2 separate regions of the Homo sapiens genome follow, and region 1 is linked to region 2. A link is an interaction called in ENCODE POLR2A ChIA-PET data of the cell type or tissue named here. Cell type or tissue: Caco-2. All regions are shown on one strand. Links, peaks and the distances in the headings refer to the core of each region. The heading gives the core; the rest is flanking DNA.

Region 1 (6,603 bases), core at 2,651-5,150, 68 kb after region 2:
TGCCCTATTCTTGGAATTTTGCTTTGTAAAAAGCAGAAGTTATCTTAGTGGAGTAGGTGGGCCCTGGGGGTGCAGAGGAAGAGGCTCAGGAGTTAGAGCCTCCTTGGGGGCAAACCCAAGTCAGGAGGAGGATCTTTTTTCAGAGGACTTTCTCCATTTCCGGAGTGGAGTCGGGCCGGCGCTCCCCACACCCCTGCTCTGGTTCCCTGATAGAAGCAGTGCAGGAAAAAGTGCAGTAGCTGCCGGCCCGGGGCCTTCCCTTCTCTGCTGAGGTGGCCTGGCTGGGTCTAGTGCCTACTGGGTGATTTGCCAGCAAGAGCAAGTCAAGATTCTTGTGGCCCCTGCGGCCTCTCATGTGTAGTCGGAGTAGTAACCTGCTGACTTAGCTGGCACCCTCCTGTTACCGGAAAGGGGTCCCGATCCAGACCCCAAGAGAGGGTTCTTGAATCTTGCACAAGAAGGAATTTGGGGTGAAGTGAAAGCAAGTTTATTAAGTAAGTAAAGGAATAAAGAATGGCTACTTCATAGGCAGGGCAGCCCTGAGGGCTGCTGGTTGCCCATTTTTGTGGATATTTCTTGATGATATGCTAAACACGGGGTGGATTATTCATGCCTCCCCTTTTGAAACCATTCAGGGTAACTTCCTGGCGTTGCCATGGCATTTGTAAACTGTCATTGCGCTGATGGGAGTGTGGCAGTGAGGATGACCAGAGGTCACTCTCTTCACCATCTTGCTTTTGGAGGGTTTTGGCCGGCTTCTGTACTGCAGCCTGTTTTATCAGCAAGGTCTTTATGACCTGTATTTTGTGCTGACCTCCTATCTCATCCTGTGACTTAGAATGCCTAACCATCTGGGAATGCAGCCCAGTAGATCTCAGCCTTATTTTACCCAGCCCCTATTCAAGATGGAGTTGCTCTGGTTCACATGCCTCTGACGCTCCTGCGGATGCTGCCGGGGGGGGCGTGAGGTCCCGCCGGCCTGGCGTGCAGCAGCTCTGCATGGGGCTTCATCTGAGGTCTGGTGCTGGAGAGTTCAGGGGAACACAGGATGGCAGAAAGTAGCGGGTGCAGGGTGGGCTTCCAACGCCTCATCCAGTGGCCATCTTGGGGCAGGTTTCGATGCTGCTGGTGCCTGACCCTAGTTCATGAGATGAGTGAGGAATAACTGAACACTGTCTGGGAGCCTTGGGCAGACATTTGCTTTTGGCTGAGGCTGGCATTGCTGAATGATGCAGTCAGTGTGGCCCTAGGGTGACCAGCCTAACTCCCCAGAGTCTACCCTCCTGTGTCTGTGCAGCCCCCTGCTTCTGCAGTTAGGACCTCGCTGGGCTGTTCCTGGGGCACTGGGGAGTTTTCCTGGCAGGCAGGCCCTGGTGTGAGCATGAAGCTGCATGACCGTCAGTGACTCCCCAATTCTCTTCCTTGCCTCCCCTCCTCTGGCCCTTCCCTCACCACATGACTGCATTTCCAGGAGGCCCAAAGCTCCCTAGCACAATCCCTTTCCTGCTCTGTCTTCCCAAGAAGCTGCCCTGTGCATGGTGCTCTCGTGAGGACACTCGGATGCAGGAATCACTCTGTGTCCTCAGATGAGCGCTGGGTTTGTGCAGCAGTCTGGCCCCTCTGCCTGGCAGTGGCACCATCTGCTCCCAGTCCCTCAGGCCTGCAGAGCTCTCAAAGAGAGCCCATCTGGCCTGGGCCTCCCCCTCTTCTCTGCCAGGGCTCAGAGGGAGGTGGTGCAAGGGCCAGGTGGCACCCACCTGCTCCCCTCCTCTCTCACCACCAGGCAGCCCCCCACCAAGCCCCCGCTGTGGGAAGTTTGAGGGTGGCTGATATGGCCAGGCGTGGGTGGTGGTCACTGGGCTGTTTGCTGATGATATTCCCAGGTCTCCACTTTTGGGGATGTGGAAGGGGACCCATCCTGGTTTCCCTGTGGTTGGCTGGGGCAGAGTAACTGGTTCTGGCTTCGATGGTAACGAAGTGATGAGTCGAGAGTGGCCTCCAGGCTGGGCACTTAATTTCTAATGTGAGGCCTCTCAAAATTCTTTCTGCCTCTTCTACTAATCAGCCAAATTCCAGAGGGGAGACCCCAAACTCTAGCCTTGGCATGAGGGAACATGTAGGGGAGCCCTACCCTTCTCGTGGGATTCAGTGTGATCAATGCTGCATCTCTGATTTCTTTTCTATTTTTATTTTTTACAAAAGCCTACAGCACCCAGTATTCCCGGGTGGTCTCCCATCCAAATACTAATCAGGCACAACCCTGTTTAGCTTCTGAGATCACACGAGATCAGGCATGTTCAGGATGGTATGGCACAGACTGTATCTCTGATTAAGTCACTATAGTGAGGTTGTTGACTGTCTCAGGGCAGGAAAGCTGATACCGACTGACACAGGCCCTGTGGAAAATGCCTCTTGTTCAGAACGAAGGAGCTGCTCCTGGCTAGAGGAGCCCTGGTGATTCATGTGGTGCAACCCTTTACAGAAGGGGAAATTGAGGCCCAGAGCGGGAAGGATGGAGTCTTAGGTCACAGAGCCAGTTGGTTGGTGCCACAGCTGGGAGGCGATTGCTTGTCTTGTTGGTATCTTCTTTGTTGAGTCACATTGCTTCCAGAGACTGGATTTGTGGAAATGCTTCTAAAGCAGAACAGAAAAACAATGGCCCAACTTTGGGGTGAGGGAGAGTTAATATAGAGAATTTTTATTAAACACTCATTTTCAACCTTAGCCTGAGGCCAAGAAGACCATCCTGCTGCTATCATTGAGGCTGCAGGCTTCCTGGCAGGGGCGTAGCTGAGTCGGCCCCTGGAAGCCTTTGAACAAAGTTTGCAGCCTTCTCTGAAGAGCACACTGAGTTCCCTGGGAGACCAGCCAGGGGAAGAAACAGGGGCTGGTGCTGGCTAGGTCCTTTCTGGGCGGGCTCACATTGCTGCATGTAGGTTATATTAGCCTTGTCTCGTTCTTTTTTTTTTTTTTTTTTGAGATGGAGTCCCATTCTGAGCTTGGGCTGGAGTGCAGTGGTGTGATCTCGGCTCACTGCAACCTCCACCTCCGAGGTTCAGGTGATTCTCCTGCCTCAGCCTCCCGAGTAGCTGGGATTACTGGCATGTGCCAGCACACCCGGCTAATTTTTGTATTTTTAGTAGAGATGGGGTTTCACCATGTTGGCCAGGCTGGTCTCGAACTCCTGACCTCAAGTGATCCACCCTCCTCAGCCTCCCAAAGTGTTCAGGGATTACAGTGGTGAGCTACCACGCCTGGCCAGCCTTGTCTTGTTCTAAAGGTGAGTGCATGGAGGTTTGCAAACATTGACTTGTCCAGGGTCACACAGCTGGTAGGTGATGGAACTGGATTTGAATGTGGGTGGTGTGGCCCTAGGACTGGTTCCTGGAGCTGTCAGCTGCAGCCCTGGCTCAGCATCCAGATTTTGCCACCTTTTAGCTGTGTGTCTGTGGGTGTTGCCTCACCTCTGAGGTTGTTTCCTTGCCCCTCAGTTGGATCCTAGGGCAGATCCTAGGCCTGCCATCTTGGTGTTCCCATGAGTTTTGCAGACAACGTGTGTGAATGCTGGTTAGGGCCAACGCAAGGCAGGCAAGGCTCATGCATGTAGAGTCCTGGGAGTTCCTCCAGCACAGAACCTCTTGGAGATCTGCTGCTTCCACCCTCGGGCCGGCATGGGTGCCTCAGCCAGCACCCAGCAGTTTCCCCGGAAGAGAAGCTCAATTTCCCTGAGGCTTTGGTGGCAGTTCCCAGAAAGGGCTGTCCCCTTCTGGGAAGGAAGGAGGAGAGAGGGTGGTGGCAGGGAGCAGCTGGTGGCTGAGCAGAGAGGTCAAGGGAGGGGAGCGGACGCTGCCGGGAAGCACATATTGATTTCCTCCTTTTAAAAATGGACTCAAGTGGAATCATTCATAATGTGCTCTCCCACCACTGACAATACCCATTCCCATCACTGTCAGGGAAATGGATTTGCAGCACTCTCAGAAAAAACCAACATGTTGCCGGAGACGAGCAGAGGCGGCTCGGTTCCATCCCCAGATGCTTTCTGGAGACAGAGGGCGGCAGGATGAGCTGTCTGGGATTGTTCCCGGGGCAAGATCTGCAGTGAGCCTTGCAGCCCCGACAAGCAGCCACCCCATCGTGGGCCGGATGTTGAAAGGGGAAGCCCAGAGGGGTCTGACAGAGCCCTGGGGTCGGGGAGGCCGCCTGGGGAAGCCAGTGTCTGAGATGAGTCTCAGGAGTGGCCATGTAGAACCTTCTAGGTGGAGAGACACCATGCCCGGCCCCTGGCCAGGTGGCTCCCTGCAGGAAATCAGTGGGAGCCCAGTGTGGCTGGGACTCTCAGGGTGAAGGCAGGAGATGGGGAGGCTGGAGAGAGGGACAGGAGCACCCGGGGGTCCCAGTGTCTTTCTCTGCTACCACCCTCCAGGGGCCGTCAGTCCAGGTGTGGGGAGGCAACTTTGGGTGGGGTATGGCCCCTGCTGATCACCCACAATGCCTGCCCTGGGTCTGGAGCTGGGCAAAGGGACACTGACCGGAGGCCACTGTTCTGCCTCCCTTGGGCTTGGCTGGGGCTGCCCAGCAGCAGTGGACACATTCCCAGCCATGGCCCCCGTGGGTGGTGCCGCCTGCTCTGAAGACAGCCCTGGCCAGTCCCCTGTCCAGGCAGACCATCTCCCCTGTCAGCAGGGCTCAGGAGGCCACCACACCCAGGTACATCTCAGTGTTCATTCATCCACCCAATCATTCCTTGGGAGGAACATCGACACCTGGGCCTGGGCAAGGTGCTGGGGAGCCAGCCCCATAGCTTTATGGCAGGAGCAGGTGGGAAGCAGGACCCACAGTATTATGGTGGGGGCAGGTGTGGGGCAGGACCCCACAGCGTTACAATGGGGGCAGGAAGGGGGGCGGGACTCACAGTGGTATGGCGGGAACAGGTGGGGAGCAGGACCCACAGTATTATGGTGGGGGCAGGTGTTGGGGGGCGGGACCCACAGCATTATGGTTGGGGTAGGTGGGGGGGCAGGACCCACTGCGTTACAGTGGGGGCAGGTGGGGGGCGGGACCCACAGCATTATGGTGGGGGCAGGTGGGGAAGTGGGACCCACAGAGCTATGGTGGGGGCAGGTGGGTGGTGGGACCCACAGCGTTACAGTGGGGGCAGGTGGGGGGCGGGACCCACAGCATTATGGTGGGGGCAGGTGGGGGGCGGGACCCACAGCGTTACAGTGGGGGCAGGTGGTGGGCGGGACCCACAGCATTATGGTGGGGGCAGGTGGGGGGCGGGACCCACAGCGTTTCGGTGGGGGCAGGTGGACACACACAGGCTTTGGAGCCACGCAGACTAGGATCAAATCATACACTGTGGGTGACCTTTAGAAAGCCATCGAAGATCTCTGGGCCTCAGTTTCCTGAACAGCAAAACAGGGCTAACTCTTGTCAGATGGCTGTGGGGCTCCAGGGATATGGTGGCTATGAAGGACCTGGCAGGTATTAGGCCCCCACCAGGGCCCCAGGAGCTCAGCCCAGGTGCTCTTCGTTTACCTGGACACTTCAGGCAGGCTGCGCCACAGGGCCTTGGCACGTGCTGCCTCCTCCCTGTCACCCCAGCACTGCCCCCTGCCCTGCCGTATCCTCTCGCCACAGTGCTCAGTGATGTCCCACGGAGATGGGTGTCTTTTCTTTCCCTCGCCAGAATGTGAGCATCGCCAGGGCTGGGGTTTCGATTTGCTTTGTTCCCCCAGTCTCTTCCATGCCCAGAACAGTGCCTGGCCAGTGGCAAGGGTGAGGGGTGCTGCTGAGTGGCTAGAATGTCTGAGAGCAAAGCCATGGCCATTTCTGCTCACTAACCCTGAGCAACAGGAGAGGGGTCTGGGCCGAGGGCCTTAGTGGAAGGGGGCTGTCAGTCCTTTTGAGCCTTCATGAGGTGGGAAGAGAGAGGCTGGGCCTTGGAATCAGAGAGCTGGTTCCACCCCTGCAGGGAGTGCAGGTGGGAGGCTCAGGCCCCAGGTGAATCAGGCTCTGTCCCTGCCTGTGAGAAGCTCCTGGTCTGGAGGGGGCCCCAGCCATGAGAAGAGTTGGAAGCCACCCAGGATGATGTGAGAACCAGACCCAGACAGTGACTTCCCGGGTCAGGGTGCCCCTTGGCAACCTCAGACAGCTGCTTGGCAGTAGCCCAGTTGGCCCCTTAGGGAGGCACCCCCAACCTTCCCTGGCCACGTGGGTGGGTATTCATGGGCCTGGCTGCTGTGTAGGTCAATGAGACCCAGGCTCCTTAGGAGCTGTGTGCTGGCATGTTGTCTCTGTCCTCAAGAGCTGTTTCCCCCTGGTCATTACAGGTACACGCAGATGGCAGAGGACCTGTAAAACCCCTGAGGGGTCAGGGACGTTGCCTGGGCTGAACAGTTGAGGGATGCAGCAAGGGACTAAGTCAGGGTGCCCACCCCGGCACACACAAGCATGGGCCTGGGATTTACCAAAGGACGGAGTCCTCTGTCAGTGATGAACACGAATCTTCCTGGGAGAGGGGCCCGAGCTGGATCTGAGTCCTGTCTGGCTGATGCCCTCTGACTGTGGGTGGTGACTGGCTCACTGAGCCTCAGTTTCTTC
Region 2 (6,603 bases), core at 1,728-4,227:
GGAGGTGGCAGTCCAGAAGGTGGGAGGGAGCTGGCCTTCATCAAGGGTGGTCCAGGGCGTCTTTATTTATCACTCACGCAGTCCTGCCCTGGGCTGGGGTGCTGGGAGGGCCCAGTGATGTCTTCAGACTTCATCCCACATGGATGAGGACCCATGGGCAAGTGGGCCAGGGCGGGGAGGCCTGACTCACCCTCCAGGAAGATGAAGAGCCCTGCTACTCTGGGCCTGGGGCACTTCAGGTGCTCAGGATCACCCTCAACAGTCCTGGAGGGGCCTGGGCCTTCCTGTTTCTCCGGCACACTGCTGCCCCTTTGGGGAAGGACCCAGGAACGTGACTGGCCATCCTTGCCATGAGGTTGCAGGGCCTTCCTCCCAGGGACCGCCCTCTCCTCTGGCCGGTGCCTTAGCACCTGACACCAGGCGAGGGACCCACTGGCTTTCTAGAGCGCCTTTGCCCTCAGTGTCCTGGCTGTCTGTCTCAGTCGCTTAGTGTCGCTACAACAAAACACCCAAGGATGGGTAACTGATGAGGAACAGACAGGTCTCCTCTGGCAGCTCTGGAGGCTGGAAGTCCAGGATCAAGGGGCTGGCAGGTTGGGAGCCTGGTGAGGGCTGCTCGCCACTTCCAGGATGGCGCCTGGTGCTGAGTCATCCGGAGGCGAGGCACGCTGTGTCCCCTGCAGCAGAAGGTGGGAGAGTCAAGCCCTTTCATAAGCACAGTTAACCCCACTCGAGGGGGAGGAGCCCCCCAGCCTGGTCACCTCTTAAAGGCTCCACCTCTTGACAGGTTCAAGCTTACTGGCAATATCTGCACTTTGGAGGGGACATGTTCAAACCATTGTGTCCTCCAACCTTGATTTATTCTGATGGCAGACCTTAAGCGATTGCCTGGCTCTCGGCACTCGCTGGCCACTCAGCTCTTGTTCCTCATCATGCACTTATGCCTGCTTCTGGCTGTGGCACTGCCACCTGGCCTCCGCCAGGTTGGGCTCCTGTCCTTGCCCCTGCTGCTCACAGCCGAGGTCTGCAGCAGCGTCTCCTGCCATCAGCCCAACCTGCGAGGGCCTCCAAGAGTGCGCCACTCACCACTGGGGCCTTCTTATGGGGGTGCGGGACATCCCCCTGCCCTTCCTGGGAACATGGAATATGGTGGGTTTCCTTCCTATGCAGCCCATCTGCTCAAGCAGGCCCACTTCTGAGAGCCTCTGCTGTGCCTCTGCTGTCTGCTGTGGTAATGCTGGCATTTCCACTTCTCACAGGCCCTCGCTTCTTGCAAGCTTGCAGGAGCCAGGAGCCATAAGCATGAGCTCTGTAACCCGGGTCCTTTCAGGAGGCTAAAGCCCTCCATGCCAGCACTTCCTTCCTTACCCGTGGCTCTGAACCATGATGCGGCACCCCCAAATGGGCATGTATTCCCCTGCTACGGCATCTCCCCTAGCCTTGCAGCCCTCTGGGAACACAGGGAGGTGATCTTGTTCTTCCTCTCACAGACCAGCACCTTCCCACTGGGGTGTGCCAGCTGTGATACTGGTTGTAGGAGGGAGGGGGCACTTGTCTCCTCTGGCACCGCCTGGAACCTGCCTCATTTGAGCCGCTGCAGGCTCTTCAGTCAGGTGGGGCACTGTCTCTTCATAGGGGAGGGGGCTGCCCTGCCCTCTCCTCTTGGCGGATTCCAGGATCTAGGAGTTGCACCTCTAAGTCTCCACATCCCTGGCCTCGAGTCCCATTCTTTGCACATTGGAGCCCTGAATGTGTTGTGGGGAGTATGCCTGGGCTAGAATTCCATTTTTTCTGAAGCGTGGTGCTTGTGCAGTCGGGTCCTGAGCTCACTCTCTGCTCTCTGTCCTTGGCTCAGATTAGGGCTTCCCTCAGTGCTGTCAAGGAGGCCCCTGAGATTTCACCTTGTGCCTTGAATGGGTCATTGATCACCCTAAGCCTGTTTTCATTTTCAGTGAATTGGTGACCTCAGCCAAGTGCTGTCCAGTTCCCTGGTCCTATGTGACTACTTCTCTCAGGGCCAGCGATGCTGCCCTGGCCCCTGCGTCCTCCTCTGCAGGTCTCCCGGCCCTGCTCACCATGGGCATGATTCACCTTTTATGCCTTGGCAGCACCCAGAGCTCTCCAGTCTCCATCTCCCAGGAGTGGCGGGTCTCCATTGCCCCCGGGCTGGTCAGAGAGCCGGCTCCAACATCTGCCTTTGGAGTCGGCCTCCCAGGTCCGCTGCCAGAGCTGACTGTCCTAGGATGGGTTTCCTGGAAACAGATGCAGAGCTGGAGAGTTGGGTGGGGTGATTTCAGAAGGTATCTCTGCAGGGAAGCTGGCTGTGGGGCTGGGCAGAGGGAGGCTCTGGGCAGTTGAACTGAGGCTTTGGCTGGTCCTATGGCACTGAGAGTGGGGACAGCCCCCCAGAGCTGTGCCTCATGAATGCAAGGGGCTAGGCCTTTGGACCGCTCACCAGGCAGCCATGGGCCTGCAGACCAGCTCTGGAAGGGGCTGCAATCTTGGGCGAGGGGCTGCCGGCGAGGCATGCTTCTCACCTTCCCAAGCAGCTGGCTGGCACGGGCTCGCAGGAGAGGAGCTGCTCTCTAGATGCTGAAGAGTGGCTCACTTCCAGGAGGAGGAAGGGTCCAGCTTGTCCACTGCTGCTGAGGAGCAAGTGAGATGTGGACTGGGACTGTCCCTTGCTCCAGGGGAGGGGTGGGGCTGGGCACCCGAGCGGAGAGGTGTTTGGAGCAGGTCACCCCAGATGCTGAAGGCTGGTTGTGGGTGTCCTCTGTGCATTATGTAGGGGCCTTGCCCAACCTCGGGCTTCAGTGGACAGGACAACTCTTTCCTTTTGTTTCCCTTTATGTTCCTCTCTCCAGCCCACACATTCCAGGAAGATGGGGGAGGAGGAAAGGCAGAACAAAGCTACCAGGGCCAAAGAACATTGTGGTCTTAATTGAAGTGTTCAAAGAAACAATCCTGTCGGATTTGAAGCTGTAAACAAAGCAAGCTTGCACTCTCCCCGCCCTCTCGTTTACCCACGTTATCATCCTTCCCCCCTCTCGCCTCCCTCCTGTCCATTCACTCCTCCAGCTGTCTGCACGGGCCTGTCTGCAGCCAGCAGCCAGCTCCGTGGGGGAGAGGCTGCGCTTCCATGGGTGCGGGCGCTGGCTCTCCCTTCCCTGGGCTGGACCCAGCCTGTCTGAACGATGGCACAGCTCCAGCTTTCCTTACATCAAGAGAGGAAAATATTTTGGAAAGGGGCTAAATAGAACTTAATTTGCCATGTGGTTGGAATTAACAGAGAGCACTTCCCACCAGCCTTTGAAGGGCTTGGTGGTTGAGGCCTTGCTCTCTCTGCCTTAGTTCAAAGCCTCGTCGTCAGGGCCTGTGGACATCCCAGGCTGGGCCGGAGCCCGCATAGCACATTGTGGGTAAGTGTTTGCCTTCAGTGGCTACACTGAGGGGTGGCCGGAGCCCTGGAAAGCCTTCCTCCTCACGCTGGCAACGCCTCCCTGAACTTGCAGGAGCAACAGCTCGGGGCTCAGTTTCTCCAGGAAGGCAGACATCATAGAGAGGTGTCCAGGGACCCCTGGTGAGTGTGACTCACTGGGGCCTCAATCCAGACCCTCTGGTTTCCTCTGTCTTGCTCAGGTCTTGCTCCCAAACAGCTAGGAGCCCCATGCAGCTCGCAGGGGAAAAGGGATGTGGCGAGGAGAAGGGGGCACTGCAGAGAGCACTGGTCAGTGTCATTAAAAACTCATCCACACACACTTTAAAGCCCTGTGATATTGCGCCTTAGGGATCCACTGTTGTGCACCGACCCGCCTCCTGCTGCTGGGGGCTCCGGCCGCTTCAAGACCCGAGCATGTAATCGCCTCTTAGATGAGGTTCCTGGAGGCGAGCCTGCTGGGGTGAGGCATGAGTGCTGTCGCTGTGAACCTCGCATGGCTATGAGTTGCACACTCCACCTTGGCGGCTGAGTGCCACCTCAGCGTCCCCAGGCTCCCGCCCCCTGGGAGTGCCTCCCGACCTCCCCGGATGTGGCAGCTCCTGTTCTCCCTTCATCTCACACCCTTGCTCCTGACACTGGTGGAGCTGCAGGTCGTGAGGGCTGCCATCCGAGAGTCCCTGCCTGGGGAGTCTGGCCCACTGAGCCTAGTCTGCCATGGTGGAGAGCCTGGCCATGACTCCGTGCTGCAGCGGCTCCTGAGGGAGGGGATCTGTGAGCCCCACAGCCTTGGTAGCCGGGGGTGAAGATGTCATGCATGGTAAGATGATATTGCAGACACCAGGGATCCCTGCCTGTCAGTGAGGAACCCGCCAGGCCACCATCAGCTCTCTGGAGCCCGGCCCAGGCTTCTGCCTTCTCTCTGGAACAGTCTGGGGGTCCTTTCTACCCCAACAGCGTTCTGAGAGCTGTGGAGTCTGGCTGGTGCCAGGGACCCCGACCCACTGCATACATCAGGGCACGTGTGCAAAGGGGAGCCGCCCCCTCCTTGGGGTGTGTGAATGTCACCCTGAGAGTCCAGCTTGGTCTCTCACTCTGACCGACCCTGCCGCCCTGGGTCCCAGTGCAATGAGTCTCCTTTCTGGGCACAGAGTGTGGGAACCAGTGGGTCCCTGCTCCTCTCCCTCACCCTCCAGTTCATCCTGTGGGTGTCCCAAATATGTGTGAGGGTCCAAGCACCCAGTTTTAGGCCCAGCCCCAGTTCAGACAGGTCAGGGCCCTGAGGGGATGGTGGAGCCCTAGACTCTGACACATGGCCTGACTGTGTTCTGGGAGTGTGTCCTGGATGAGTGCAAATTGGTGATTCCCATGGGGATGGTGCTCACCCCCGCAGAGAGGGAGTCCCAGACACAGAACCGGAAAGTGAGCTGGGGAGGAGAGGATGAGCTTGGCCCAGGCCGGGCGCCCAGGCTGCTGGACATCCCCATGGCTGAGCTTAGGGGCAGAAGACACTCGTGCAGGCCTGTGTGGATCCCTGAGTCCAGGGAGGTCCTGTCAGAGTGTCCCTGCACATGTGACCTGCATATCCTCCCTAGTGTCTGGAGACCAGGCCTGAGGAGGGCTGGGCAGTGTCAGCACAGGGGTCAGGACTGCAGCGCCCTGGGAGCCTGTGAGCAGGAATGCAGAGTGAGCAGGGAGGGCGATGGCCAGCGGAAGTGGGCGTGGACCCGTCGCAGGCACAGCTGGCCTTGTGAGCCCCTGACAGGGCAGAGGTCTTTACCTCAGCTTTGTGACCATAGGCAACTCAGTTCCTCATCTGTGATGTGGAATGAGACTCACGGGGTGTTAGGAGAATTAAGAAAGAGGACAAGTTTGGAAGCTGCCTGACAGCTGGAGACACCCCACCTGGCTCCTTCCTCCCTGCGGTGACATCTCAGGGTCCCCCACCCCCTTTCCCTCTCCTTGGAACCAGGGACCCAGGACTCTCATGCTGTTGCTGCCCGGTCCTAGGGAGGGCGATGGCCGTGTCTGATGGTCTCCAAAGGCTCTGAGCACATGAGCCCCTCTGGGGAGACCTCTTAGACACAGATAACAGCTGCCACTTGGAAACCATAAGCAATTACACTAAATGCCTGCTGTGCTGGTTAAATAAGCTGCTGTGATGCCATGCTGAACTGAACTGCGTTTGCACGTGATGCTGTTTGATTTAGTTCCTATAACAATCCTGCCAGGTGTCTATTATCTTCCCTGCTTCATTGCACTCTGGACCAGAGAGTCCAGAGAGGCTAAGGAACTTTCCATAGGCTGCATAGCTACTTACAGGTGGAGCTGAGATTTAAACAGTTCCTTGATGCTGACCGGGGCTGGCCAGTTTCCTTCAGAGTGAGACCCTGGGCTGCACCAGGATTCAGACAGGACTCCGCCTCTCACTAACTGTGATGTACCCTTGAGCACATCAGGTGACCTTTGTGTGCCTTAGTTTCCTCATCAAGGACACGGGATTCTTGGGACTGCATGAGTTAACGCAGGTAAAGTGCTTACAACAGTGCCTGGTGCACAGGAAGCGCTCATCTCATTCAGCCCTTGCTGCTCTTTAGGACTAGGATCTCAGGTTGCTTTTTTTTCTGCAGCAAAAAGCCTGGTGAGTGAGCTCACTGAGCCCCTGTGGTTTGAGCTGAGCAAACAGGTGAGAAAAGCTCGGTCAACACCATGTGCTGGGTGAGGGCTGGGCCACCTGTGCACAGGTTTTGGTGGGGTCCTCTGTGGGCTGGTGGAGGCGAGGAGAGGGCTTCTGGGGGAATCCTGAGGGATTGGGGTCAGGCCCAGAGCTGAGCCTCAACTCTCGGCTGGGAGTACATGGATAGGGCACTGCTAGACAGAACCTGGAGGGGCAGGCATGGGGAAGTGCTCTTTCACCAGATCCTTGATTGTAGCTTACAAACGTGTTACTTGCTCTGCTAAACAATTTATTATACACTCCGTTCAAATGGTACTTTTTTTTTTTGAGACAGAGTCTCGCTCTGTCACCCACCCTGAAGTGCAATGGCGTGATCGCGGCTCACTGCAAACTCCACCTCCCAGGTTCAAGCGATTCTCCTGCCTCAGCCTCCTGAGTAGCTGGGATTATAGGTGCCAGCCACCACGCCCAGCTAATTTTGTATTTTTAG

What was found. Peaks named below come from ENCODE experiments on the same cell type or tissue, not always from the same donor. Only the 100,000 strongest peaks of a DNase experiment are listed, where the experiment ranks them.
Region 1: POLR2A ChIA-PET joins it to region 2 with 7 read pairs; 2 of 35 experiments call an interaction of 5 or more read pairs at or near these places.

Annotation. Positions count from the first base shown.
Region 1 is chr2:128,442,881-128,449,483 of GRCh38, forward strand. The region is part of intron 1 of LOC105373611 (a long non-coding RNA gene); the gene reads left to right. It also overlaps the pseudogene RNA5SP103. Among named protein-coding and RNA genes, the nearest start is that of HS6ST1, 130 kb to the left of the region's middle. RefSeq lists enhancers at 3,595-3,889, 5,527-6,518. In Caco-2, for the core only: no CTCF peak of the experiment used is centred there; no DNase peak of the experiment used is centred there.
Region 2 is chr2:128,376,264-128,382,866 of GRCh38, forward strand. LOC105373610 (a long non-coding RNA gene) reads right to left here and starts at 2,647. Exons shown (of 3, transcript XR_923317.3): 1 at 2,538-2,647; 2 at 2,092-2,252; 3 at 523-677. In Caco-2, for the core only: no CTCF peak of the experiment used is centred there; a DNase peak (open chromatin) is centred at 2,978.